Regions from separate parts of the Homo sapiens genome. Here region 1 is linked to region 2. A link is an interaction called in ENCODE POLR2A ChIA-PET data of the cell type or tissue named here. Cell type or tissue: PC-3. All regions are shown on one strand. Links, peaks and the distances in the headings refer to the core of each region. The heading gives the core; the rest is flanking DNA. Region 1 overlaps MIR4280HG (MIR4280 host gene). Region 2 overlaps LOC101929380 (a long non-coding RNA gene).

Evidence for each region. ChIA-PET counts read pairs that join two places held together with the same protein. Peaks named below come from ENCODE experiments on the same cell type or tissue, not always from the same donor. Only the 100,000 strongest peaks of a DNase experiment are listed, where the experiment ranks them.
Region 1: POLR2A ChIA-PET joins it to region 2 with 10 read pairs; 5 of 35 experiments call an interaction of 5 or more read pairs at or near these places.

What each region holds. Positions count from the first base shown.
Region 1 is chr5:87,092,620-87,107,790 of GRCh38, reverse strand. The region is part of intron 1 of MIR4280HG (MIR4280 host gene); the gene reads left to right. It also overlaps the pseudogene RN7SKP34. Among named protein-coding and RNA genes, the nearest start is that of MIR4280, 15 kb to the left of the region's middle. RefSeq lists a silencer at 5,673-5,873. In PC-3, for the core only: no CTCF peak of the experiment used is centred there; DNase peaks (open chromatin) are centred at 7,630, 8,050 and 8,100; H3K4me3 peaks cover 838 bases; H3K27ac peaks cover 2,734 bases.
Region 2 is chr5:87,145,693-87,160,863 of GRCh38, reverse strand. All of the region lies in intron 2 of LOC101929380 (a long non-coding RNA gene), which reads right to left. Among named protein-coding and RNA genes, the nearest start is that of MIR4280HG, 31 kb to the right of the region's middle. RefSeq lists a silencer at 9,065-9,265. In PC-3, for the core only: no CTCF peak of the experiment used is centred there; DNase peaks (open chromatin) are centred at 9,113 and 9,983; H3K27ac peaks cover 1,041 bases.

The DNA.
Region 1 (15,171 bases), core at 3,722-11,721, 52 kb after region 2:
TGAAAAAAAAAAGCTTATGAAAGTAAAATTCATATTCACTTCATATTCACACATACACACACACAATGCTAGTAACAACAGATGCCTCTGCTTGCAGTAACAGATTTATCCTAAATCTGGATACAATGAACTCTTTTTATTTCCTCAGATAAGCAGATATTTGACTAGATTTGGTGGAATATTTCTCTCTTGTGAGTTAAAAAAATAATTTTAGCATACAATTATGTAAAATTATGAAAATTAAAATTTTCATCATTGTTTTTAGATAGTGTTTCTATATAGTATTCTCCAGTATCTAGCACAAGACTGGCATATAGACCCATTTATTTGGTTATTCTTTCATTAATCTTGGCTTGGTTCTTCAAAAAATATAATGTTTTAATATTTAGATCACCAAACATTTAGAGAATTTCAGGTTTCAAGACATTCATACATTACTATAGTAAGCATTATTGTTGGATAACTAGCTTACTGATCATACCATAGCTAATAAGAAGAGATTGTCACTTTATCCCCAACTATATGCCGATCAATACGTGATGCTAGACAATGTTTATATGTATGAAAGGCCATGAGAGTAGGGTAAATGAGAAAAAAGTATATAATCTCATAGAAAACACTAGATCTTTGGCATATTTACATATCTTAAAAGTTCTTATTAAGTGAATTTTGGGTATAATTTGCAGAGACATGTTGAAGATAACTGACAATATCCTTTCTATTCTATATGTTATGCTAATTTGCTTCCACATTAAATCACACTGTTTAAAATGATAGCATTTTATATAAGGGTCTTAACAAGTACTTGATTATCGGATTGGTGGTTGTACTGTTTTCCCCCAGTAATAGCCAATACTTCCCTATTACGGAAGAAGCCAGTTAGGCTTTTGTTTTGTTTAGTTTTGCTTTTTCTTTTCCAAATCTGCTCAAAGGTTTAATTTTTAAATGTTTCTACGTCTTTTTCTCAGTGATGTACTATTTTTCAGGAACCATTTCAACTCTTTTAACAATTATACCTTAAGGGAATAAAGTCAGTTTTCTGTTTAAACCTGCTTGCTGAATTTTTTTTTTTTAGATGGAGTTTCACTCTTGTTGCCCAGGCTGGAGTACAATGGTGCGATCTTGGCTCACCGCAAACTCTGCCTCTGGGGTTCAAGCGATTCTCCTACCACAACCTCCTGAGTAGCTGGGATTACAGGCATGTACCACCACGCCCGACTAATTTTTTGTATTTTTAGGAGGGATGGGGTTTGTCTATGTTGTTTAGTCTGGTCTTGACCTCCTGACCTCAGGTGATCTGCCCGCCTCGGCCTCCCAAAGTGCTGGGATTACAGGTGTGAGCGGTCACGCCCGGTCGAATATTCTAATATACTTTTTTAGTTATTGAAAGTTACCAATAACTGGAATTTATTCATTTTGATGAAATAAATAAATGAAATTCCTGTTCATTCATTTGACAGTTATTGAGCACCTACTACATACAAAGCATTGATATAGCTGTCCTAGAAATTACAATGATATTATCACCAATTACTAACTTTTAGGTGGTCAAGGTGCATGACTAGTACCGTATCCCAGTTGGATCCTCAATACTTGCTATGATGCTTGGCACGTGGCAGTTTCTTTTTTTTTCTTTCTTTTTTTTTATTATTTTTTTATTATTATACTTTAAGTACTAGGGTACATGTGCACAATGTGCAGGTTTGTTACATATGTATACATGTGCCATGTTGGTTTGCTGCACCCATCAACTCGTCATTTACATTAGGTATATCTCCTAATGCTATCCCTCCCCCCTCCCCCAGCCCCATGACAGGCCCTGGTGTGTGATGTCCCCCTTCCTGTGTCTAAGTTTTCTCATTGTTCAATTCCCACCTGTGAGTGAGAACATGCAGTGTTTGGTTTTCTGTCCTTGTGATAAGTTTGCTCAGAATGATGGTTTCAAGCTTCATCCATGTGCCTACAAAGGACAAGAACTCATCCTTTTTTATGGCTGCGTAGTATTCCATGGTGTATAGGCACATGGCAGATTCTTATGAACTACTTCCTGAAGAAATGAATATATGATATACGATAATTTAAAAGTTCATTTAGTGCTCCCTAAAACTTTTTATAATTAAAACAGATTTTTTTTCCTGTTGTTTGGTATGTGTATTGATTACCCCATACATTTGTAAGGAGAAAATGCTATCCATAGTTATTAATGGTGCCTCCAGCACTACCTGTGTTTTCTTCATGCCTCCAGTTCCCACCTTCACTGTGGTTCCACTTCTTCCATTGCACTTCCATTCCACCTGTACTGTGATTCCAGCTTCTTCCAGATGACCCCAAGCCTTAGAAACTGGTAACATGACCTCCTTCCTTTGTTCCTCCAACCTAAGAGTAGTAAGGACATTCTGCTTTTGCTAATCTCTGGGAAGTTTCACTGTCCTAATTGACTTTTAAGCTCTTCCACTAATTCATTATCTTTGTTTCAAATACTTAGATGATTCCCTTGATTGTACATGGTCTAATATAATTTTATTACTGTCTTATTTTCTTTAGGATCTTTATCACTATCTGTAATTATTTTTATTACTGCCTGTACTATCTGTGTTGTGCTGTACTGCTACTGTTTTACCTGAGTAGAATGTAATATCCAAAAGGACAAGACTTGTTGTCTTATTTATGACTATATGCCCAGCTCTAGCACAGTATGTAGCACATGGTAGTTGCTTAATAAATGGTTTCTTAGTAAATATGTCTGGATAAATTTCTGAAGCTTTCAAATACATTAGTAGCAATGGCACACATGGTGTTCTCATACTAATTTGTTATTTTAACACTAAACTTAGTGAAAAGGCCATTATTTTTGTTTTTGTAATCCAGATGGAAATAGGGTATTTTAATTTCTTTTAGAAGAGGGTGAAAAAAAGCATCTAAGAAGTTTGATAATAAGATTCAGAGTTCTAAGCTGGATCAAGACTTACAAATTCAAATGGATTATTCTTATGAAGCTAAGGTGTCCCCATTCTTAACAAAATATTCTTTTATATATTGGTGTGTATATACTTTTAGATTGTAATCTTAATGCCACATGGATGTTCAATTATTTTGCCAATGCTGTGATTTCTTTCAGGTTACCTGCCATCAACCAAAAATGCAGGAAATTTCTTACTTTGCAGGCAAAACTGACATAGCATTTTGTGTCCTAAATGATGTCCTAATAAATATCAGAAATTTTTTTCCTTTGGTGGCATTATTTTTAATGATTTTACTATTCATGGTGTTTTCAGTTGCTAAAAACAATGCTTCTTTTAGAGTCTTGTATAGATTTTGTGGAACAATCAAGACCCAAATATCTTAAAATTAAAATGTACTTTTTGGTAAGTAGCTATAGAAAAACAAATCTGGCATGTGATATTTATTAGCTCATTTAGGAATCTAGCCTTGCACTTTCCCCTTTTCTGCTTTTGTTTATAGTTTTCTTTTAGCCAGTGGGGATACATTCTTTTCCTTTCCTTTCAAATATTGAAATCCTAGTTACAGAAATTTCCCTTCCTTTATGAAATCTTCCTAAGGCTTCCCAAATCAATTAACTGCATTTTATTTATACTTCACTCTCACTAATTGAATCAAGTTTTTGCATTCATTTGCTTATTTTTTCTTTTGACAGTGACAATCATTGTGTTAATCTGAGTAACAGTGAGAAAAAGGAGAAAAAAAATGTGCCTTCTTGAACTTACCCTTAACTGGGGAAGACATATGAGACAAACTAATATGAAGTAAATATATAATAACATATTGTGGCAATTGTTATGAAGAAAAACAAAAGTATAAGAGAAATGCTAACAAAGAAGATTCATTTAGATTTAGGAAGAGATGAGCCTTTCTGAAGAAGTAATATTTAACCTGAGAGCTGAAAGTTGCATATCATTTTATTGCAGTTATTTGCATACTTGGGTATTCCCCTGCTAAATCTAGGTTCCTGTCTACACATTCAATTGTATTGCCTCTACAGGATCTGACATGGGACCTTGCCTGTTAGGCTGGTTCAGTATAAATGTTGCATGCACTGAAAAGGATTTGCACAGTTGGCAAAAACCAAACTTGATACATTCATTTTGGTTCTGAATAAATGTTTCAAACTCCCTTTTGTCTTGAACTAGACACTTTGAACTGAGTCCTTGACTGATTAGGAGGCACTGGGATGGGGGTGAGGGGAGAAGCAATGTTTGCGGCTGGCTGGGTCTTCATCAAAAGATGAAACTCGTGAGATATTAACTTTAATTCTGCTTATTTTCATTTTCAGCCCCCCAGGAAAACACTGGGAGGGAATTCCATGGGTAATCTTTGTCTTTATGAACGTCTAGAGGATTCTACCATAAAATTAGGAAAGATAAGTTAGAAATGTTGAAACATAGAAAGTATTATAACTAGAACGCATTTAATACTTGTATTTTTAATTTTTGAGACAGTCTTCCTCTGTCACCCAGGCTGGAGTGCAGTAGCACTATCTCTGCTCTCTGTAACCTCTGCCCCCCGAATTCAAGCAACTCTCTTGCCTCAGCCTCCCAAGTAGCTGGTATTACAGGTGCATACCACCATGCTGGCTAATTTTTGTATTTTTAGTAGATGGGGTTTCACCATTTTGCCCAGGCTGGTCTTGAACTCTTGACCTCAAGTGATCTGCCTGCCTTGGCCTCCCAAGGTGCTGGCATTACAGGTGTGAGTCACTGTGCCCAGCCCAATACTTGTATTTTTAGAAATGAGAATGGCCATATTTCAATTTATGTGCATGAGTTTTACTACTATTGCCCTGTGATAAATACACAAGCTGTGCTATTTAGCAATCCTCACCAAAATTGATTTTCGAGTTAGATACCTTTGATGGGAGAATACAGCTGTTTTCAAATTAGAATTGGTAAATCCTAAAGCATTGCATTTGAAAATGATTAAATAGAGAGATGTGAAGTGATTTGGCTACAACACTAACCCCTTGTTCATTTCCAGGATATATTCAACTGGTCTGGCTGGTGAGGTAGATGTTACCATCCTTCTCATTTCTCTTTGCTTCAACTTAAATTTTACATTCAGGATAAGACATTTAGTGTGCCTCTTTTGGGACTGATGAAGATCCCAAACAAGCAATGTGGGGGAAAGAGTCTGAATCTAGACCCTTACAGCAGGAGTCTGTCTGTCATATAGGACATGCAGGTTGGTGAGTCTAACTGGAGAAAATAGGATTTCTCCAGTTTCCCTCTCCTGCCCAAAGGAAATCAAACCCTCATTCTCCTTCCAAGCAGTGCAGGCCTCATGGCAGTTTTGGAAGAGTGGTAATGATTATATTTAAGTAACGGAGGCAATAAAATAATGTGTTAGAACTGAAGCCAGAGAACTGTATAACAAGAATCTTACTACAATAGAGAAAGTTTCAGAGTGGCAGCATTTGTGCTACTGCTGGACTGGGGAAAGAAAAATTAAACACATTAACAAAGTACTTAATGGTTTGTTTGGACTGAATAGAAAATTAACATTGTTTTCTTTTATTCCTGTTGTCCAAAACCCATAACTGGATACTCCATTGTTGCAACACATTGTGATCTTAAGACATTTTCCAATTAATGGTATTGCTTCCTTAGGTGTGAGCTCTACAATTTAAAAAGCAGCCTATGTTCAAAGATGTATTTCGTATGGTGTCACTTTATCAGAAGAGCAATCTGCCATTTTTTGACAGCCAGTGACTTGTGGCTGAATCAGTGATACTTTAAAAAAGAACTCATTATCAGTCTAGTGAACAAAATATGCATTATAAGATTGTGCAGGATTATAACTTTCAATGTCAGTGATTTTTGTCTGCATGGGTGTGATAAATTGGGGATCAGCTGAAGCGGTTTCAAATATTTGCTATTTCATGAGATTAGCAAATTTAGACAGCCAAGGATTCCCTCCATTCTTCTTGGCATGAACCAGCTTTTCTTTTCTTATAAATAGTGTCACTCTGAGGAAAAATAAGGAAAAAAATGTAAACCAAGTTTTTATGACTGAGAAGTTGCCTTTTGAAGAAGAAGGAATCATTAATGTAGACATCTTTTATAAATATTAACAGACTTCATTTGAGGATTAAGGATGAATGAAATATGGGCTGTGCTGTACGGTCTTAATTCTACAAAGTTCTTAACGGTTCTGTGACATTGCAGTCAAATTCACATCCTGTGAGAAGTGAGCAAATGACATAAAAACAAAAAGCAGAATGGGAAGAGGTTAGAAGAACAGCATCCTGCTAGCTGACCTAAGGACATTTTTAGACAAACAATCCTAATCACTGACGGACTGTGGCAGATTATTTACACATCTCTAGTGTTGGTTATTATATGGATGCCTGAAATTATTGCAGCTATGGAAAGGTGAAATAGTGATGGTGTCAGGTTGAAACCTCATTTGAGAGAAGTCCACATTCCATAGTAACTAATGACTGGAAATTCAGACTTGATGAGGCAAGGGAAGAAGTGAGAACAAAATGAAATATCATTGGCACCAGCATATTTGTTATTTTTCAGAAGAGCCTTTTGAAACCGATCACTTACATTTAACCCCATCCAGGCATATCTAAGTCTCTGTTATGGGATTTTACACAATTGAGCTGGACATATACTATTTATAAGCCTCTAATGTCTCTATCAGAAAGTGTTTGCACCCATAGTGAGTTGAGATTTTGGAAATACAGTGAGAAATTTTATGTTAAGATTTTGTCTTCATATAGAACATGCAAAAGTGAAAAAAGTGAATAAGGTGAAACTGTCCTCTCTGTTATTTATCCCCAAAGTGCTTTTTTGTAATTTTGATATATGGCAATGTCAGTGGTCTGGCATTGGCAGGCAATGCTGACTTATCTGTCAGGCTTTGGAGTCATAGAGGCTTGTGTTCAAATGTCACCTTTTCTACTTATTTGGCATATGTTAAAATTTTAGGCCAGCCACAGTGTCTCATGCCTGTAATTCCAGCACTTTGGGAGCCTATCAGGAGGATTGTTTGAGCACAGGGGTTGGAGGTCACAGTGAGCTATGATTGTGCCACTGCATTCCAGCCTGGGCAGCAGAGTGAGACCCTGTTTCAAATAAAAAATCAAGCTTTAGTATGGGTAGTTATAAATATTATTATTGGTCAAGTGAGAAGCTTAGGTAGCATTCCCAACTCCTCTGCTTTTATACTTTTCAATCTGGTTGTTTACCAAGTCGTGTCCATCTGATCTCATAAGTATTTCCTAATAATTGCCCCCTTACCAACTATACTGTCATGGTTTCTGCTACTTCTATAGGTTTTGATCACTGTTTACTTGGATTTCTGAGATAAACCACTTTGTACTAATTGTCTCATGACTTATCCCTCTGTATTTCTTTCTGCACATTACTGAAAAGTAGAATCTTTCAAAAATGCAAATCTAATCATGTTGTAACATATATTAGAATACTTCATGGTTTTCTTTAAGTTCTGGCATAAGTTTAAAGTCATAAAATTTTATATAAGACTCCTCCTTTTTCTCTCCTACAACACACTTGTGGGTATACCCTATGGGTCAGTCAGGCTGAAATGTGTTGTTTCCCATGCTTACCATGCCCAGAATTCCCCCCTGCTGATCTCTTCCCTCTTATGCTTTCCCTGCACACTGCCACTCCCACTGAACAAATAGCTCTCCAGCTTTTATTTGTCCTGATCATTCAACTAAAATGAAAGTTCCTCTGGGAAATCTTCTTTTGCCCACCATAATGAATTTGATATGCCTTTCTTGTGCCTCAATAATACAAGCTAATGCTTCTTTCCAAGCACAGAGACTCTATTTTAATGTTAGTTTTTGAGAATAACTTTATTTTTATTGTATTAATATTTTTTTGAAGCAGGGTCTTGTTGTGTCACCCAGGCTGGAGTGCAGTGGCCAGAATACAGCTCACTGCAGCCTTAACCTCATGAGCTTAACCAATCCACCTGCCTTGGCCTCCCAAAGTGCTGGAATTACAGGTATAAGCCACTGTGTCCGGCCTGGGAATGACTTTATCACTGGAGTATAATCTCCTCAGGGCAGTGACTGTATCTTCTTTACTTTCAGATACATATCAGAGTGCCAGGCAACACAATAAACAAGCTATAAAAGTTTGTGGAAGGATGAATGTCTAAAGTTAAGTGCTACTAATTCAAAGGTCATTCATATTTTGAAGCAGATCAAAGACTAAAATTAAGAAAATGAGTCTCAAATTGTGGAATTTCAGGCTTTGGCCAACTGATGAATGGGATATGTGTATATGGGTGGGTATGTGTGCTGTGCTGTGTCAGTGTGTGTGTTGAGGGAATCCAGTAAGAATGTGGGGAGGTAGGAGTGCAGGTGATAGGAATGTCTCAAAACATTTAAAATAATATTATGTAGTTGGCTATTCTATTAGCTAAGAATATGACTATTGTTAGTCATAGTGACTTAAGCACATCAGGACTTATTTTTCTCCTGTAATAAGAAGTGTAGAGGTAGGTAGTTGCTTGTTCATGGCTTAAAAATGTTAGTGCAGAAGTTCCTGTGATTCTGTTCACCTTTTTCTTAAAGCTCCACAATGGCCGCCAGAATTCTAGTCATCAGGACCACATTTCAGGCAAAAAGCCTTAGAAAACATGGAAATGCAAAAAAGGAGAGTGCCAAGGAAAATGCAGGTGAAGACCTACTCTGTCACATTCAGGAGCTGTGCAGAACAGTGGCCAAATCTGAGGTGGCTATGATACTGGCTGGATTAAAGAACTCTCCTTCATTATTCTTATCCTTATTAAGCTTACAGATGATGAGTTTATTGATCCCTTTGGAAGATCAGCAAATATAAGCAAATAAGATATATATATATATATATATATATATTTTTTTTTTTTTTTTTTTTTTTTTTTGAGACGGAGTTTCACTCTTGTTGTCCAGGCTGAGTGCAGTGGTGCAATATCAGCTCACTGCAACCTCTGCTTCCTGGGTTCAAGGATTCTCCCGCCTTAACCTCCCAAGTAGCTGTGATTACAGGCGCCCGCCACCACGCCCGGCTAATTTTTGTATTTTTAGTAGAGATGCAGTTTCACCATGTTGGTCAGGCTGGTCTCGAACTCCTGACCTCAGGTGATCACCATCTGCCTCGGCCTTCCAAAGTGCTGGGATTACAGGTGTGAGCCACACGCCCGGTGGCAAATAAGTTATATTCTGAATTAAAACATATGATTTAACCTAATGATCCATTCAATTGTGTATAATTTTATTCTTTCTACTCACTCCCATTAACAAAACCCTCATCTTGCCAGCATTATTTACCCAAATTTATTAATTAAGGACTTACTCTGTGCCAGGCACTATGCTTCTCTCTGGGCATACAGAATATAAGAACAGAATAACCTTCTGGTCCTCTAGAAGCTCATTAAGTAGTACAGGAAACAAAGAAATCAACAGGTAGTTCCTATAGTAGGTGATACATTCTATGAGCCAGGCAGGCCTTCAGAGCTTTGAACAGGTAGCATGTGGATTCACTCCAGACTCGGGAGAGGAAGACAAAACCCAAGGCCTCCAGAAGGAGCTGGCAGCTCATCTATTATTGTAAAGGAAGAGAAGGAGTTGAGAAAATATGACAGTCCTTCTAAACAGATCAAAAATCAAATCAAAAGGCTGAAATTAGTTTCAGGAGGCTCAAATAGAGGAAGATGTGAGTGTATGGCCAAACTACAAGATTAATAAGCCCTAGATATATTTTCAAGAGTTATGTTTGTATCCTTGTATGAATCAATAAATTCTGAAATATTATTCTTGCATTATACTTTCCATTTCAAGCTGTTAATTCTTATAGCAGAGAACCACAAACTACATCATGATAAGAATGCTGGGTGATCACTGTGTCTTACTAACCCACTTTGTGACTGTTATCTGAACACCATAAGGAACATATAGAAGTGTGATGAGGTTGGGCTGAAATATGTACTTGAGACATGTGAGGAACATCTGAACGGAAACAGAAAGTAGGCAATGTGATAACTATCCTGGCGCTTAAAAGTAACATCTGGGATAAAAATATAGATGTAAAATTCCTTCACTCATTCCACAAATATATACTGATCACATAATATGTGCTAGATGCTAAAAATACAATGAGGGATAAGAAAAATTCCCTACCCTCAACATGTTTACATTCTAATGATAGAGACAGAGAACTAAAGGTTTTAACCTGCCTATAGTGGGCATTTACAACTAGGTTAGATAAGAACTGCAGAGAAAGTATTTAAAGTGAGAAGACATGGCTCATAATAAAATCTGGAGCATATTAAGTTTTAAAAAAAGAGTGGTGGTAGAAAAAGAGGGACTCACAACAGATTTTGAAAAGGAGCATCTGGAGAAATAGAAGGAAAATCAGAAAAGAACCATAGCACAGAAAGCAAGCAGGGTGAGAGTTTGAAAAGTGAGTCAAAAGTCTTGAAGGCCGAAGTTGGGTTCAGGAGGCTAAAGACTGGAAGGCGTCCAATGGGTTGAGAAATTAGGAGGTTATTAGTGATTTTGACAGGAGCAGATTCAGTGAATTGAAGGGAGGCGAAACATTTCCATTTCAGGAGTAAATAGGAGGTGAAGAGGATAATGAATGTCACTTGATCCTTTCACAAAGCTTGGCTATGGTGGGATGAAGAGAAATAGGGAAATGTAGAATTAAGAAAGATTTTAACATAATTATCAGACTAAGAAACAGCTTATAGACAGGCTGCATTTAAATTCAGTAAATGAAGTGATAATTTATGGGAAGGCTTCCTCAAGGAATTCAGAGAAAAGTAGGATCTAGAGAGTGTGTAGGAGGAATTAGCCTGCATTTGGGTAAGTCTTCACTGAATCCTGAGAGAAGATGGAGTTCCTGGATTCAGGTACAAGTCTTTCTGGGAGAGAGCAAGAGTTGAAAGAACACTTACCTAATACCCTCTATTTTTCTGTGAAGGGGGGCCTAAGAGTCTTTGAGGGTTTAGGATTAAGATCTTCAAGAGAATGGTGAAGGTTTAAAAGGCTGTTACATGGCATCGGAGATGGAGTTGCTTAGGAGCTCACCAAAAGATTGCCAGCTGATCTTCAGAACCTATCCAAAGTTAGAGACCAAGACCCTGTGTTGGTACCAGTCCCCCTTACCATGTGACTTTTCCCCATAATGCTCAAGAATTTATGTTGAAGAGCAGAAGAAATCCATAGTTGAATATGTTGCTCTAGCACTGAGGGCAGGTTGTTTGGGAGAATAAGGAGGCAAGGGAGTTGAGGGTCCTAGTAAAAAGTAGTTTAAGTCAGAGCTTCCCAAAATTTTCCTCCACAAAAACTCACAATGTCTTTTGTAGCTGTAGCACACTTAGATGCTGAGATAAAGCTCCTCTTAGCCCTCTAAGGGCTGAGCATGGCAAGAGGAGCCAGAACTCTCAGGCTAGTTACTTCCACTGGCATAAGTAGCCTTGAGCATTTAAAATATTAAAATAAAATGTTAAAATTAATTAAAATATTATTTTTTCTATCATGCTATGCAAATGATTCAAAAGCACTGGTTTAAGTGATTTATGAGGTCTATTTAGGTTACGGATAGCAGTGATGCATCAGGGAAGTTTAGACATTGAAGAAATAATTGTATTCATAAGGCAGAAACACTAGTGTGGGGAATGGCAGAGTTATCTGGAAAGGGTGCTGTGGCCAGAGAGAATGATAAGAAAAATAAAGACTTTTGAGATTTTGCCATTCCAGAAAATAAAAAAAACTTGGTTGCAGCCTCAGGTGTGATTAGCTGGAATGGAGTGGAGAAGTGGAACAAGGAATTGAAAGTGGGGTTTGGGTTAGATTGTCCCCAGAGACATTTAAGATAGCCAGCAACAATGACAATCAAGATTGCCATGACCTCTCTCTTTCTCCTCATGTCATTTTTTTCTCCCACTATTCCGATGAGAATTTTAATTAGGGATTTTAAGGATGCACATGGTCTGAAACTGGAAGATTATCCAACAGTAAGGCAGCTCTAGAGATCAGAGCTAATCTTTTTCATTTGAGTAAGTGGCTCCATGGCTAAAAACAAGTTTGAAGGTCATGTATCCTAGAAATAGATAAACAAAATACCCTTCAGGGAACTCTACATAAATTCTAGTTCTTTCAATTGACTTTCAAGCTGTTATAAACATTTTTTTTTTAAATTTAAATCCTTTCTTACCACTTCATAAACTGCAAGTGCTAAGTCTTAAAAATCTGACTTTTCAGAGCATCTTTCTTGTAGATAATACTGTTGACTCTTAATGATACAGCTTTTCAATATGTTTTTCCTGTCCAAAATAACTGATATCAGCTAACTGGAATTTGCTTATCTTAAACCATCCTGAAGTGATACTGTCTTTCACAGATGTCTCTTAAGACCATTCCATGTCATCTATAGTGTATTTAATAAATGCTTTTTAATGTAATTGAGGCAGCTAGTGATTCTGCGATTGCTTATAGTTTACCTTCATGTGGCTTCTAGTTTTCACTTCATAGCATCAATATAAAAGATGTTTCTATGTAACAGAGTTTTGTTTCTTTGTCCTATGTTAACTCTGGAGACGCTTCAGTTGGAAATTCATTACTGTTTTTACATCGTTAAACCAGGAATGATTTATTTATTTATTTCACTGTTATTTGCTTTTCTTCTTTCCTTTTCTTTTTTCGCTACAATTTCAGCTGATGTCATTAAAGCCACTTTAGGAGAAATTGTGGTCTTTAACTTACATAGCAGAGGGCAAGGTGCTAGACTATGGCTAGTGTTATTCAAAATTTTAAAGCTACTATCTAACGTTATTATTTCAGAAAACTTCAGCATTTTATGAAATGCTACATTTCATAGTTCCTGCAAATGCAATGGGTATAATGTATTACTAAATTGCCAGTAAAATAGAATTTTCAGATTATGTAATTTTTCAGGGTATATGCAAACATGTTTAGTTTTCCTACTTGCTGTTCCAACAAATTGCAGTCATTCAAAATGGAATGTAATAAACTTCTTTAATGGATTTGTGGACATAATTTTCAAATCTGTATTTGTGATGGATGAACTGTTTAAATCTAAATATGGGAGATGCAACTTGGAAATCTGTTTATAGATATTTGGACTGAACTTCCCCAACAGGAGAGAAATAAAATTAATTTATTCAGATTGCGCTCCTGCTTAAGATAAGCAGAAAAAAGTGGTTTCTGCTATTAGATCTAGTGTTAAACTACAACCACAAGAGGAGAAATAGTTTCAGAATGCTCTGTGAAAGTAGCAAGTATGAAAATCTAAATGTGTGATGAAAAGCGAACTCTCTCTCAAGGGCAGAATTTTCAAAGGGAACTTTCCTTAAAATCTCTTTAGATGTTCAATCTGTAGTATGAACATTTAATTTTTTTGCTTGGCTTTGAAGTTGTACCCATTTAAATCTGCTTTGTGACATGTTAGAAAGGAATATATGTTTGAGAAGATGTCTGCATCATCTCTCAAATTAATGCCAAGGGCAAGAGACTAGGCCTTTGAATTTACCTTTCTGGGACAAAATCAGAAGGTTTGGGAAGTTATAATTTTAGAGAGACAGGAAAATGCATAAGCACCAATCAGTTTCTGTATCTTACAGATTGTTTGAGAAAGATAATTTAGCCTTTATTTTTATTGTTAAGAACCTGAAATGATTGCTACATATATAAGTATTTTTAAATGACTTAATTCAGATTCAGAATTAAGATTCTGAATTAATATTGAGACTTTGAAAGATTTTCTCCCCCTCTCATCTAGAGGCATGAATTTTCAGAACCCTTCCTAATAATCTTGTGATAGGCTTGGATTCTACCCAAAGCATGAAGAAGGATGGAGCAAAAATTCCAAGGAGGAGGAAAGGTGAGAGGTAAAATATCATATTGCGATCAACTGAATGAAATTAATGTTTATGTAGAAACTATCCCTTTGCTCTCCCTTTGAAATAGTTGAGAATTGTCTTTTTCAACTTAGTGCCTCCTGGTTCTTCTTTGTCTTGGATATATTATATTAGTGTAGAAAATTAAATGTACATGAAAGCCTTTAAATTAACATTGGGGAAATAGTTAAAAATTGTTTTCAAAGGTAGATTCTTTTTCTTACTAAAGTGAATAAAGTTCATAAGCCTATAAGCTATTAAGCTAGGTGTTTGTGTGATCCTTTTCTGAACTAATGACACCTCAATTAGGATAGTGGTTTGAGACTTATTTTAACAAGCCACCTCTTACTTCATTTTTTTCTAGATTTTACTGACTGTATCTGAAACCTCTCAATAGTTCTCTCTACTCTCGAAGTAAAATCCATTTTCTTATTAATTTAATTCATCTAATTTAAGTATCTGTTGATTGTGTAAATATTCAGGAATTTACCCATCACTTTATTAAAATAAATCAAAAGAATATTGAACAACTAATCAAAGTAATGTGTAGTTTTGGGTGCTTGGGGTATTCATTAGTGGCTAGCACATAACTCTTTCATTTGGATGGCTTGCAGTCTACCAGAAGGTGTGTGTTTGAAAATACCAATAAGACTAGAAGGAAAATAGTGTTTCAGGAGAAAAGGGGACCCTTATTTAAGGAACTTCAAAAGATGAAATTAGCTACATAGTGGTTTAGTATTTCATTTCCACTAACGTCTCCAACTTGCAACCAGGAATCCTTTCAAAGTGATTATTTCAGGAGTACAACTGGAGCTTGCTTAAAAGAGATTTTGTTTATTAAGTATCTTCTGAATAATTCTTGACTCCAGGCACCTTTGTGTATTTCTAGGTTTTTTTGTTTTTGTTTTTGTTTTTGTTTTTGGCAAAGCAGACACATATATTTATTTCTAGCATAAGATGACAGGTTCTACAGTGACTTTATTTATTTTTATTTCTATTTTTTTGGAGACAGAGTTTCGCTCTCGTCGCCCAGGCTGGAGTGCAGTGGCACCATCTCGACTCACTGCAACCTCTGCCTCCCGGGTTAAAGTGATTCTCCTGCCTCAACCTCCCCGAGTATCTGGGATTACAGGCACCCACCACCACCACGCCCAGCTAATTTTTGTATTTTTAGTAGAGATCGGGTTTTGCCATGTTGGCCAGGCTGGTCTCAAACTCCTGACCTCAGATGATCCACCAGCCTCAGCCTCCCAAAGTGCTGAGATTACAAGCGTG
Region 2 (15,171 bases), core at 4,889-12,888:
GAAGATATGATATTTACTTCCGTGTGAAGTTTTCTCAGGCTGGCTATGTTCACTCCACAGAAAGTCTTTAGTCCTTCCTCTTAAAGTAGCTTGCTGTGATACACTCTCCTCTTCTATCAACTTCCAAATCTTCCGAAGCCTATGGCGGTAGTGGTAGATGGCTAGCAGCTAATAGCTCTGGGTTCTTTTTAATTTCATTTTATTTTTCATAAGGGAATCAATCCTAATAGCTCTGGGTTCTTAATGATGTTTCATGGCTCCAATATATGCTCCATGCACTCCTTTTCACATAATTTCTTTGCAAATAAAGCCTCTTCAAATATATTGTGTGCCATTTATTCGCTTGCTATCAATATTTTATTATTATTATTATTAGTAGTAGTAGTAGTACTGTATTTTTCCTGAAGAGTATGTGTTTGGGGTTGGGAGGTAGGTAGTGGAGATAGGGGTGCAAGTGTGGTTGTACATATGCAAGAAAGCAGTTTTATGTTTGTAGGTATCTAATAGCTTGAAAAGTAGTTCCAGGCCAGGCACAGTGGCTCACATGTGTAATCCCAGCACTTTGGGAGGCAAAGGCAGGTGGATCGCTTGAGTCCAGAAGTTTGAGACCAGCCTGGGCAAGGGGAACAAGTCCTGTCTCTACAAAAAATACAAAAATTAGCTGGTTGTGGTGGCACGTGCCTGTAGTCCCAGGTACTTGGGAGGCTGAGGTAGGATGATCACCTGAGCTCAGGGAAGTGGAGGCAGCAGTGAGCCTCATTGTGCCACTGCACTCTAACCTGGGTGACAAAGTGAGACCCTGTCTCAAAAAAAAAAAAAAAAAAAAAAAAAAAAAAGGAGTTCCAAAGACTGAAGTGATAATTTGGCAGAAGGATCAGTGAAAATAGGAGAGGTCAAACTACTCGTATACCACTACGGGTGCTCAAAAGGTACATTGATCAGTTGGTAATTCACAGTGAAACGGTATTTTTTTTAAATTATTTTACCCCAATATTAACTATGCCTGTCCTATAGTTTTTGTTTCTTGATAATTTGCCAAGAAAAACTGTTTGCCATTATTATCTGAAAGTGATCATTTCCACACCAAGTAAAGAATTCTAGCTATACATATTAGCTGAGCTACAAAAATCCTTTATAGACTCCAAGGGAATAAAAGAAATCACACCTTGTTGCTTTTGGTTATTTGACTCATTATTCTGGTGGATCATTCACCAAGTGTTTGGTACTGTGTTTAGCTTTACATTATATCTATATATATAGATACAGTGTAGATATTCTACAATTGTACTTACTTCATTTATTTTTCTATTCAGTAAGCTTTTATGAGAACCAATTGAGTAATGGACTTCATGCTATTTAGGGGCTGAAGAATCAGAAATAAATATGATACATGTGTTTTACTAGAGGTACTTAAATGAAGATTAATGGGCCCTACAAATGAACTTTCTTTTCAAAAGTTCCTTTTCCTTTTTGTTACAGAGACATAAGAAGAACTGCTTTACCTTAATTGGGAGTTTTTCAAAGGGGCTATTACAGGAGTACCAAGGGCATCACAGAGATGGATCCAAAGCTGTACACAGTTATTGCAGTTTTGGGCGATGATGAATTAGCCTTCTCTATATTCTGAGACTTCTATTTTAGTATGAATATTTGTATAATGTTATCACATTGCAAAGCTCAACTCTAGTGTAGCAAGTTCAGACATGATAAACTTCAAACTTCATGATAAACTTTAATTTTTGTTTTGATGAAAGGAAAATATACATTATATAAAGGTTCATAAAAGGCTGTGTGTGTGTGGAGCCAAGAAAGACATGAGTCTTTTTTGGTGCACAAGCTATTAAAAGAAGAGCAGTAGGTGCTTGATCTCACTTACCCTAATATCCCTGATATTGAAATAATTTTTCTATACGTTGAATGATTTTATTCCTTTGAAGCAATAGTACTGTTTCATTATATCCCACTGAATAAACTTTAGTAGGTAGGTATCATGTGCTGGGGAAGTAAGGAACTCTTGCTTTTAAGTCACTATTTAATTTATGACTTTGCTATTACTCCTGTCTCCTTGCATTTCCTCATGGTGCTCCATTTCATTAATAATAGAAAGGTCTCTAGTCTGAACACACTTCATTTTTATGCATTGAAGTTCTTTCGGCTGGTATCCGCTGATATTCCTCACAAGCTATTTCTATTTATGAGGATACTATTGTACTTTGAAAAGATACACATTTGGCTGGGCATGGTGGCTCACGCCTGTAATCTCAGCACTTTGGGAGGCTGAGGCGGGCAAATCATGAGGTCAGGAGTTCGAGACCAGCCTTACCAACATGGTGAAACCCTATCTCTACTAAAAATACAAAACTTAGCCGGGCGTGGTGGCACACACCTATAATCCCAGCTACTCAGGAAGCTGAGACAGGAGAATCACTTGAGCCCTGGAGGCAGAGGCTGCAGTGAGCCGAGATTGCCACTGCACTCCAGCCTGGGCGACAGAGCGAGACTCTGTCTCAAAAAAAAAAAAAAGAAAGAAAAAAGAAAAGATATACATTTAAGAAGCACTAAAGAAACATTTTAATACATCCTATATTAGGAGAAATATTTAATTTTTTGTGCCATTTTTGTAGATCAAATAATAGATTTTAAATAAAATTAATTTATTTTTAGTAGTGCACACAGGTTGCTTATTTTTCCCTCTAGATAGAAGGGTGTTGGCATTCTTGAGGAGTTAGGTCCCCCACATCCTGTTGTTTACCATTCTGACCAGGCCCTGCAAGTGCCCAGGGCTAATCGGGCATGGCTTCATTATGTTCTATAAATATATATACATTAACAAGAGGAAGCCCTGGACTATGCTTGTGAATGAAAGCAAGAAAGTAATACTGATTCTCAAGAGAAAATGTATATTAAGAACTTAAGAACTTAAAATTCCAAATTAACCGTTGTTACTCCATTTTCTGAGAAGGAAAAATGTCTCCATATGCCCTTCCACATATGATAGTCCTATTTTTGACATGTTGAGAGCTGGGATCACTTAAGAATGATTTAAAAGCACATTTAAAAGATTCAATGACTTTTCGGCCGGGCGCGGTGGCTCACGCCTGTAATCCCAGCACTTTGGGAGGCTGAGGCAGGCAGATCACGAGGTCAGGAGATCGAGACCATCCTGGCCAACATGGTGAAACCCTATCTTTACTAAAAAAATACAAAAAATTAGCCGGGCGTGGTGGCGGGCGCCTGTAGTCCCAGCCACTCGGGGTGCTGAGGCAGGAGAATGGTGTGAACCCGGGAGGTGGAGGTTGCAGTGAGCCGAGATCGCGCCACTGCACTCCAGCCTGGCGACAGAGCTAGACTCCATCTCAAAAAAAAAAAAAAAAAAAAAAAAAAAAACAAAAAAAAAAACAAAAAAACGTCTTTTTGTAAGGTTTGTATTATCTTTTCTATGAAAAACAAGGATGTGTATCTTAGAAAACTAGTGTAATTATTTTCTTATTTTATATATCACCAAATTGTTCTGTTATATAGGATACTAAAGATGGCTCTGAATATAAAATGTGCATATCAGGGTACTACAAAAGAGTGTAATGTACTGAGTGCCCAATGAATGTCTTTATTCTTAAAGATTTCATAGAAGTAAATATTCTTTTCTTATCATACATTATACTGAAACTAATCCTTACTTTCATTTAAGAACTCTTAGCAAAGCAAAAGGACCATACGCATGGAAAAATCTGTCAAGTCTTCTATTTCATAAATGTTAGAAATGAATAAATAAAACGTCAGGAGTTTTGTTTAAAAAAAGCTTTAAAAAAATTTTTTTTAGAGTCTTGCTCTGTTACCCAAGCAGGATTGGGTAACCCAACCTCCACCTCCTGGGTTCAAGCGATTCTCCTGCCTCACCCTCTGGAGTAGTTAGGATTAGAGGGGTGCTACCACACCTAATTTTTTTTTTTTTAATTTTGTATTTTTAGTAGAGACAGGGTTTCACCACGTTGGCCAGGCTGGTCTTCCACTCCTGACTTCAAGGGATCCACCCACATTGGCCTCACAAAGTGCTGGGATTACAAGTGTGAGTCATTGCACCTGGCCACATTTTCAAGTTTAAATATTTTAAATGATATTAAAGAATATCATTTAAAACCTAACTTCATTGAAAGGCACCAGACATACATTCTTTTTCTGAACAGGGAGACAAAGGTTTTTTTTTTTTTTCCCCCTCAATCTAATTCTTCAATTTACTTGGCAAGGGAAGTGACTTTAAGCTGCTATAAATAATTAACCAAAAGACAATGCCCTGCATTTTTTGAAAGTATACATTTTCCCCCCAAATTTAATGTTTTAATTTTAGGAGAGTAGTCTTTAAAGAGAGAAGCCAAATGCATCATTAAAAAGCCAAAAATATAATTTCCTCTGTCTCATTAATATGCTCTTGGCATCAAGAAAAGCATTTTTTTAAGGTAACTTCTTACTAATGGTCCCCACAAAACCTCCCATCATCTACCTCCCTTCCATATGTCCAGGTAAGTGGTAATTTGCCATACAAGTTAGTTATTGTTTACAAAGATAAAATTTTTTTAAGTGAAAAACATATTTATCTGTGAGAATCATATTTTGGATTGTGATTTTAAAATTTTCTTGTGAGGTTTCTTTCATTTTACATCTTAAAGAAAAAGTATTTTATAAATCTGAAAAATATTTTGCAATAATTTCTGTAATCCAAGTGTTCCAGATTTTACCAGCTAGTAACTATAAATTAAGATCATGTTTTCTTTTAATTCCAAAATTATCATAGCTTGAGCCCATACCAGCCTAATCACTGGAAATTAGACTTCTTAACTTTTGAGGATTTTCCCGGGTACTGCCTCCCATATGCTCAGGAGCAGGTGGCCTCCTCATCACACTGCTGTCTCTGCCATTGGCCGGCCTCCTGAGACCACTAAACATATGGTCTCAACTCCCTTTTCCTCCAAGAATGACCACCACCACTACTGCCTTTCTGATCTCAGGCAAGAGTGACACTTGCTCTTCTCCACCTGAAAAAAGTAGACCTCCTCCCTTACTCCCCATAGCACAATTGAGACCAGGATAAAATGTTAACTAAACTATTAAAGGTTCAGGCATCATGAAGGAAAGTGCGACAAAGAGAGTAACTTACAATTGCTATAAAAATGGCTACTGTTAAAATACACAGAACCTCAGATTTCTTATTGGTCCAGCTTGAGGCTGGCTGACATTTCCTTACCAGGAAAGTCCCAGCATGTGTCTGACTCAGAGTCCAGCAGAAACCCCTAGTCCAAAGTGAAGATTCCCATTCACCCCAACCTAAGGCCTGGGTCCTCATTTTCTGCCTCAATATTGGAGCTCACTCAGAATGATTGACCATGAAAATTTACACTCTCTTCAGGGAAAACTTCCCACCTAGCTAAGTTGTGCTCTCTTTAGGAGCCATCAAAAAACACCACAACACCATAGCCCAACAGGGTTTTTCTGCCTTAAGCAACGCTTTACTGCAATACAGGATTTTTCTGCTTTGAGCAAGGTTTCACTGGAATGCAGCTGACCAGGTGATTGTGTACTGCTTAGCCAGTCCAGCTTCTTGGTGGTAGCGTGATGTGATGGCATGATTGGGCCTGTAAGACATTTGTACCGTTCTTTCCATCTTTGCTTTACATCTCAAGAATTCATAGAGTTAGACAACAACTCTGCAAATATTCAGTAATTGATGTTTACAGTATGACCGAAACCCATTTTGTACCATTCTTTCCATCTTTGCTTTACAGCTCAAGAATTCATAGAGTTAGACAACAACTCTGCAAATATTTAGTAATTGATGTTTACAGTATGACCGAAACCCATTTTGTGAAAAGAAACATTTTCTAAACACAATCTGTGGAAACTCTTCTGATAAATTCCCTAATTTATATTACAAAACCTTACCTTTTCATTTTGTGAGCATTTGCATAGCAGTTATTTCATTGAGTTCAGGTTTTTCTTTCAAATAATTGGTTGGTATTATTCTATTTTTTTTCTAGGAACAAAGTAACAGGCTTCCTCAAGGATTCCACCCAACAAAGTAGAACTTTCTCAAAACTTTGAATGGTCTTGTAAGCACTGTCAAGGGCAGAGACAGCAGTGTGAAGAGATGGGTATTGAGTTTTAAAGATCTCAAGTTTTGGAATCCAGAGTACCCTATAGGAAACTAAAATTCAGTGGCTACCTTAGAACAACATCTTTTCATTCTCATGAGTCTCATTTGGGTGAGGCTTGACTCTAGAGTTGAGTCCCTGAGCTACAGGCTGCATTTTGGATTCAGGCCTGTAGCATGTGTCTCATTCTGGGGCCTAGGCTCGAGGGCAGTGGCTTACTGAGGCATGTTCTCCCCAAGGTAAAAGTGCTCCCAGAGCTCAAAGTGCTAGCCCAATGGCACAAGCACATTTCAAGCTTATGCCTGAGTCATGTCCACTAGCATCTGTGGTCAAAGGAAGACATGGCAGAGCCCAGTGCGAAGGGGCGGGGAAGTTCACTTAGTCCTCCTCTCTGCAAGGCTGTGGCAAGAGTGTGGATATATAATTCTATTACAGAGGAGCAGGTGATTATATCCAACAATTCAATCTTCTTTTCTGGACCACTGCAGAACTTGCTAGTTCTCTATTCTCTCTTGCATCTAGTCTTGTACCATAATCCCCATTATTTATAACTGATATTGTCACTCCCTTGCTTAAATCTATACTTCTGTTATGGGAAAAATTTAAGCATTTTAGGGAGACCACTGAGTTCACACTGGTTAGTTTTAAAGCATTTAAAATTTCTAGGCTGGGCACAGTGGATCACACTTGTAAGTTAGCACTTTGGGAGGCCACGACAGGCAGATCAGTTGAGGTCAGGAGTTTGAGACCAGCCTGGCCAAAATGTTGAAATCCTATCTCTATGAAAAATACAAAAATTAGCTGGGTGTGGGGGTGTGTGCCTGTAATCTCAGCTACTCGGGAGGCTGAGGCAGGAGAATCACTTGAACCTGGGAGGCAGAGGTTGCAGTGAGCCGAGATGGAACCACTGCACTCCAGCCTGGGCAACAGAGTGAGACCCTGTCTCAAAAAAAAAATCTATTATTTTTGCATGCATTCTTTCTCTCCCTTCATCCTTTAAAGCTGTGCTTCCATCTACTTGTTACTTCTCTGAACACTTAAATATTTTTAAGGCTCATAATTTTGTCCATGCTATTTCTTCTTACAGGAATTTATTTCATTTATCCAACGAAAATGTATTATATGCCTACAATGTACCAGGCACTCAGCAAGACTACAGATAAAACATTGGAGAACGAATGAATTTTTCTTTTCCTTCAGAGAGATTTCTTTCCTCTTTCCCCAAAGAGAGTTAATTTTTTTTCATTTTAATGTCTCTTACCACTTTGCATCAGTGTGGCTAAATAACATTTTGAAATACAAAATAATGGTTTTTTCTTTCTGTATTTTCCCTTTTTTCTTCCTCCCCCAAAACAAGCAAGGGGAGGGCCCTGGGCCATTGTTTTTGTAGAAGAAGGTCCTCCACCAAACACAAACAAACAAAGAAAACACAACTAACCTAATGCTATTGAGGACATTTTGATATGTGACCCTAGGAAAAAATATCAAGATAAAATGATATGCAACTGGAGGTGGAGAATCTAGAAGAAAGTGGTAAACAACATAGGGCCTTTGTCCTAGATTACAAAGATTTCCCTGGCTAGAGAAAGGAGGAAGAGAAAGAACTCTGGAGATCCCAAGATCAAAGGGGACCTATATACTCTTTCTGGTAATGCCTTGAGCATGATGGTATCAGTTTCCAGTAACAACAACAACAGCAAGATAATGATAGCAGCTAACTCTCCCTGAGTACTGCTATGTGCCAAATATTGTGTTATGCAATTTATATTAAATTAGCTCGTTTTGTCCTCACCACAACTTTGTGAGGTAGGTAATATACATATCTCCACTTTACAGATGCAAACCTAAAGCTGAGGAAATTTTTAAAAATTTGCACAAGACCACACACAGATACGGTGTGCGTAGGATGTGAGTCCAAGCAATGCCAAAGTCATCTTACCAGGGCTGCATACATTTGACGACTCTGCCTCTCTATGGCCAGGCACCCTCTACCCACTAAGTTCCCAGTAGACTGGGAACTTAGGCTGAGAAAACCATCTGCAGCCATTTAAGAGCTTCTTGTTTCTCCTGCAGGACACAGATCCCGATCCTATGGAGTCCTGCAAACAGGCAAACAATGAACAATAACACTCTTCTTTCTCTCCCATTCCAATCACCCAGGTAAGAGGATGAGAGAGAAAGACCAAATAATTACCAGAATCAATTTTCTGCTGGTCTGGAAGATGGGGATTGGTACAAAAAAATAATTAAGCATGAATACAGAAAATAATAAATATATTTATTATACATGTAAGTTTGTAAGGTGAGATTCATACCTATTACATAGACTATAATGCTTTCTCTTATTAGTTTGCATTACAATTAGAGTATTTCCTGTAGATTGTGAAGAAGTACAAGTTAGGACATTTTTGTTATTTAACTTTGTTTCTTGCACATAGGGGTATGCCAGGAATATGCTGGTTGAAAGGCTTATTGAATCATCCTTAATAAGATTTTTCTATTACTCTATTTTTCCCTCAGTAAATTTTGTTCACTTAAAATGTTGAGATCTTTATTGTAAATATAAAGTCTATTAACATTAATAGCTGCACTTCAAAGGTCCTTGCTCTTAGAAATGTATTTTTTACTCTTTATTCTTATTTCTTATTCTTAAGATAATTTTTAAGAATAAATCAGAAAATGTAACACAAAAACATTTCAACCAAAATATTCATTAACCATACCATGTAATTTCCAAGGGCAAAGGGTACTTACAACTGTAATGACAATAGCTGCAGAATCTATCAAGAAAACAATGTTAATGAATAGGAAGGGGAAATACATAATCCATAGAGGAACGATGCCAGAGAGAACTGCAACAAATGACTCAGCAGGAGAAGGTCTTACTAATGTCAAGGGCCAGAAAGCCAAGCACTGTCATCTAAGAAGAAAATCTGCCAAGAAATCAAGACTACTCCTAGAGTTGAAGCAACTTAATGTAAATCAGAGCTACTGTTGGTTTCTGTGATGATAACAGTTAACCAGTTAGTATGCTGCCCTTCTTAGTCACTTCCTTCCCATTCCTCTACCTCTTTGTGGTTTCTGACCTTCAGTCCTAGGAACTCAACAATTCTACAGTCCCAGTAACCCCAAATAGATTTTTTCCCTGTTAGATACATATTAAGGTTTTCAGCTTTATTTGACTTCATGAAGAACAGTTATGTCAGTTACACCAAAGATATGCATAAACTAACAAGTCTGAACTAATACTGTAAAGCATTTGAGGAAAAGCATAGGTTCTTACGCTATTTCCTTCATTCAGTCACAGACCATCCAGTCAACATCTGTTGTTTACTGAAAGTTGGGTATTGCTCTAGGTGCTAGAATTCACAGACTAGCTGGACAGACAGACATATAAATAAATTCTATGTGTAGTACGATAGGTGTTAGAGACATCGCTAAAGTTCCAGGAGAGCACAGACAGGAGAAGGCAATAGACAAAATAAAGGAGAATTTCTAGAGATGGAGATTCTATTGTTTATTTTTATTTATTTATTTACTTAGAGACAGGGTCTTGCTCTGTTGCCCAGGCTGGAGTGCAGTGGTGTGGTCATGGCTCACTGCAGCCTCAACCCCCTGAGCTCACATGATCCTCCTGCCTCAGCCTCCTGAGTAGTTGAGACTACAGGCACGTGCCACCATGCCTGGCTAATTTTTATGCTTTTAGAGACAGGGTCTCACTATGTTCCCTAGGTTGGTCTTGAGCTCCTGGGTGCAAGTGATCCTTTCACCTTGGCCTCCAAAGTGCTGGAATTACAGGTTTGAGCCACTGTTAAAAGGGACTTTGAAACTGGATCTTGAAGGATGTTAGGAAGTTTGCCAGCTGATTCAGAAAGGAAAAGGCAGCTAGGTGAAAAAGAATAATATTAATATTTTGGGGGGAGGGGCCAAGACGGATGATAAGAAGCAGCTGTGTTCCACGGCTCTCACAGAGAAGAATGAAAACGGCAAGTAAATCTGGCGTCTTCAACTGAAATATCCAGGTTCTCGCACTGGCACTGACTAGGCAATCAACTCGACCCACAGAAAATGGAGAAAAGCAGGGTGGGGTGACGGTCCACGTGGGAGCGGCACGCAGGCAAAGAAACCCTCACCGCCAGCCAAGGGAAGCAGTGAGTGATGGCGTGACTCCACCCGGGAAACCATGCTTTCCTGACTCCACCCGGGAAACCATGCTTTCCTACAGATCTTTACAAACCCTAGATCAGGAGATCCCCTCGTGAGCCCACACCACCAGGGCCTTGTGTTCGATACACAGAGCTGTGTGGAGTCTCAGCAGAGCTGTCGTTCAGGCTCACATAGAGACCCAGGTTTTTATTTTTATTTATATTATATACATATATATACACATATATACATACATATATACACATATATATACATATATACATATACATATACTATATATATACATATATATACATATACATATACTATATATACACATATATATACATATACATATACTATATATATACACATATATATGTGTATATATATATATTTTTTAATTTTGACGGAGTCTTGCTCTGTCACCAGGCTGGAGTGCAGTGGCGCGGTCTGGGCTCGCTGCAACCTCCACCCTCAGGGTTCAAGCTATTCTCCTGCCTCAGCCTCCCGAATGGCTGGGACTACAGGCAGCTGCCACCACGCCCAGCTAATTTTTTTTTTTTCGGTATTTTAGTAGAGACGGGGTTTCACCATGTTGGCCAAGATGGTCTCAATCTCCTGACCTCGTGATCCGCCAACCTCGGCCTCCCAAAGTGCTGGAATTACAGGCGTGAGCCACAGTGCGCGGCCGAGACCCAGGAGTTTTACAGTCTCTAGCCCGGGGATTTCTGGCAAGGTGGGAGTTCCATCCATACATTCCTCTAGAAAGGAGGCTGAATCCAGGGAGCCAATCGGCATCCTTCTGTGGGCCCCACTTCCGTGGCACCTCTCAGGTTAAGACCCATTGGCTTGGAATTCAGGTTCGACAATGCAGTGGGCTGGAGATTGCCTGAAATGGACGAGTTGCCAGCGGGAGGGGCTGCCACCATTTCTGCAGTTAGGTCAATTCAGCTGTTCTAGCCTGCTGGTTCCTGGGATTCCAGGTAGTCAGACAAGGAGGAGTCCCCCACAAAATAGCACAGCTGTTATGCCAGATCGTGGCCAGACTTCTTTAAGTGGGACCTGAATCCATCCCTCCTCACGGGGCAGGGCCTCCCTGTGGGAATTTCAGCAACTCCAGCCAGAGTTATACAAACAGAACTCTAATCTTTCCCTAGGATGGAGCCCCCAGGGGGAGGGGGGAAGCTTATGTCTCTGCAGTACAGTCACCTCAGCCTTTCCAGCCTGCTGGGTCTGAAGAGTCCAGGGAGGTCACCCTGATGCAGCACACCTGCTCTATCAAAAAGCAGCCAGACTGCTTCTTTAAGCAGGCTCCTGATCCTGTTTCTCCTGACTGGGTGAGACTCCCAACAAAGGTCTCTAGAAACCTCCTACAGGAGCATCCAGGCTGGGTCAGTTACCCCTCTGGGACGGGAGTTCCCAGAGGAAGGAGCAGGCTGCCATCTTTGCTGTTTAGCAGACTTCACTGGTGATACCTCCAGGTAAGGGAAAAACTGAGGCAACTAGGGTCTGGAGCAATCCCCCAGCAAACCACGGCAGCCCTACAGAACAGTGGCCTGACTATTAAAAGAAAAACAAACAAACAGAAAACGACAACAACATCAATAAAAAATACCCCACAAAAACCTTATTCAAAGGTCAGCAACCTCAAATATCAAAGGTAAATAAGTCCACAAGAGAATCAAGGCAAAAACACTGAAAACTCAAAAAGCCAGAGTACTTTTTCTCCTCCAAATGACTGCAGCACCTCTGCAACAAGGGCACAGAGCTGGGCTGAGGCTGAGATGGCTGAATTGACAAAAGTAGGCTTCAGAAGATGGGTAATAACGAACTTCACTGAGCTAAAGGAGCATGTTGTAACCCAATGCAAAGAAATTAAGAATCATGATAAAACAATACAGGAGCTGAGAGGCAGAATAATTTAGAGAGGAGCATAGCCGACCTGATGGAGCTGAAAAACACAACATGAGAAATTCACAATGCAATCACAAGTATCAAAAGCAGAATACACCAGGCAGAGGAAACAGTCTTATAGCTTGAAGACTGTCTTTTTGAAATAAGACAGGCAGACAAGAATAGAGAAAAAAGAATGAAAAATAATGAACTCTGAGAAATATGGGACTATGTAAAAAGACCAAATCTATGACTGATTGGGGTAACTTAAAGAGATGGGGAGAATGGAACCAAGTTGGAAAATATACTTCAGGATGTCATTCCAGGAGAGCCGGGCACAGTGGCTCATGCCTGTAATTCCAGTACTGTGGGAGGCTGAGGCAGGTGGATTGCCTGAGCTCAGGAGTTCAAGACCAGCCTGGACAACATGGTGAAACCCTGTCTCTGCTAAAATACAAAAAGTTAGCTGGGTGTGGTGGTGTGCGCCTATAGTCCCAGGTACTCAGGAGGCTGAGGCATGAAAATTGCTTGAACCTGGGAGGCTGCAGTGAGCTGAGATTACACCACTGCACTCCAGCCTAGGTGACAGAGTGAGACTGTCTCAAACAAACAAACAAACAAAGAAAAAGGATATCATTCCCGGAGAACTTCCCCAACCTAGCAAGACAGGCCAACATTCAAATTCAGGAAATCCAGAGAACCCCAGTAAGATACTTCATGAAAAGATCAACCCAAAGACATATAATCATCAGATTCTCCAAGGTTGAAATGAAAGACAAAAATGTTAAGGGTAGCCAGAGAGGAAGGCCAGGTCACCTACAAAGGGAAGCCCATCAGACTAACAGCAGACCTCTCAACAGAAACCCTACAAGCCAGAAGAGATTGGGGGCCAATATTCTACATTCTTAAAGAAAAGATTTTCCAACCCAGAATTTCATATCTGGCCAAACTAAGCTTCCCAAGTGAAGAAGAAATACAATCCTTTTCAGACAAGTGAATGCTTAGGGAATTTGTCACCACCAGGCCTGCCTTGCAAGAGCTCCTGAAGGAAGCACTAAATATGGAAAGGGAAAACTGTTACCATTGATATGGGTCTTGACTGTTTATCCAGCTTCCATTCTGTGTCTTTTAATTGGGCATTTATTTAGTCCATTTACATACATTTAAAGTTATATTGTTCTGTGTGCATTTGAACCTGTCATCATGATGCTTGCTGGTTATTTTGCAGACTTGTTTATATGGTTGCTTCATAGTGTCACTGGTTTGTGTAATTCAGTGTATTTCTGTAATGGCTGGTAATGGTTTTTCCTTTCCATATTTAGTGCTTCTTTTAGCAAGAATCTCTGGGACACAGCTGAAGCAGTGTTAAGAGTGAAATTTATAGCACTAAATGCCCATAACAAAAAGCTAGAAAGATCTCAAATTAACAACGCAAATAAAATAACTAGTGAACTGAGGGCAAACAAACCCTAAACCTAGCAGAAGACAAGAAATAACCAAGATGAGAGCAGAACTGGAGGAGACAGAGACATGAAAAACCCTTCAAAATATCAATGAATTCAGGAGCTTTTTTCAAAAAAAGTAATAAAATAGATAGACTGCTTGCTAAACTAATAAAGAAGAAAAGAGAGAAGAATCAAATAAGACACAGTCAGAAATGACAAGGGGGATAGTATCACTGATCCCACAGAAATACAAACAACTCTGAGAGAATACTTCTATACACATAAACCAGAAAATCTAGAAGAAATGGATAAATTCCTGGACACATAAACCCTTCGAAGACTGAACCAGGAAGAAATTGAATCGCTGAATAGACTAATAATGAATTCTGAAATAGAGGCAGTAGTAAATAGCTTACCAACCAAAAAAAACCCAGGACCAGATGGATTGACAGCTGAATTCCAACATGGTACAAAGAAGAGCTGGCCAAGGCCAATAGTTTCTTCTGAAACTATTCCAAACAATGGAAAAGGATGGACTTCTCCCTAACTTATTTTATGAGGCCAGCATCATTCTGATACCAAAACCTGGCAGAGATACAACAGAAAAAGAAAACTTCAGGCCAATATCCCTGATGAACATCGATGCAAAAATCCTCAATGAAATACTGGCAAATCCAGCAGCATATCAAAAAGTTTATCCAACACGATTAAGTTGGCTTCATATCCAGGATGCAAGGCTGGTTCAACATACATGAATCAATAAATGTAATTCATCACATAAACAGAACTAAAGACAAAAACCACATGATTATCTCAATAGACACAGAAAAGGCCTTCGATAAAATTCAACCTCCCTTCATATTAAAAACTCTCAATAAACTAGGTATTGAAGGGACATATCTCAAAATAATAACAGCCATTTATGACAAACCCATAGCCAATATTATACTGAATGGGCAAAAGCTGGAAGCATTCCCCTTGAAAACTGGCACAAAACAAGGATGCTCTCTCTCACCACTCTTATTCAACATAGTATTGGAAGTTCTGGCCAGGACAATAAGGCAAGAGAAAGAAATAAAGGATATTCAATTAGGGAGAGAGGAAGTCAAATTATCCTTGTTTGCAGATGACATCATCTTGTATCCAGAAAATCCCAGTGTCTCAGCCCAAAAGCTTCTTAAGCTGTTAAGCAACTTCAGCAAAGTCTCAGGATACAAAATCAATGTGCAAACATTGCTAACATTCCTATACGCCAACACAGGCAACAGAGAGCCAAATCATGAATGAACTCCCATTCCTAATTGCTAGAAAGAGAATAAAATACCTAGGAATACAGCTAACAGGGAAGTGAAGGACCTGTTCAAGAACTACAAACCACTGATCAAAGAAATCAGAGACAACACAAACAAATGGAAAAAAATTCCATGCTCATGGATAGGAAGACTCGATATCATGATAATGGCCATACTGCCCAAAGTAATTTATAGATTCAATGCCATTCCCATTAAACTACCACTGACATTCTTCACAGTATTAGAAGA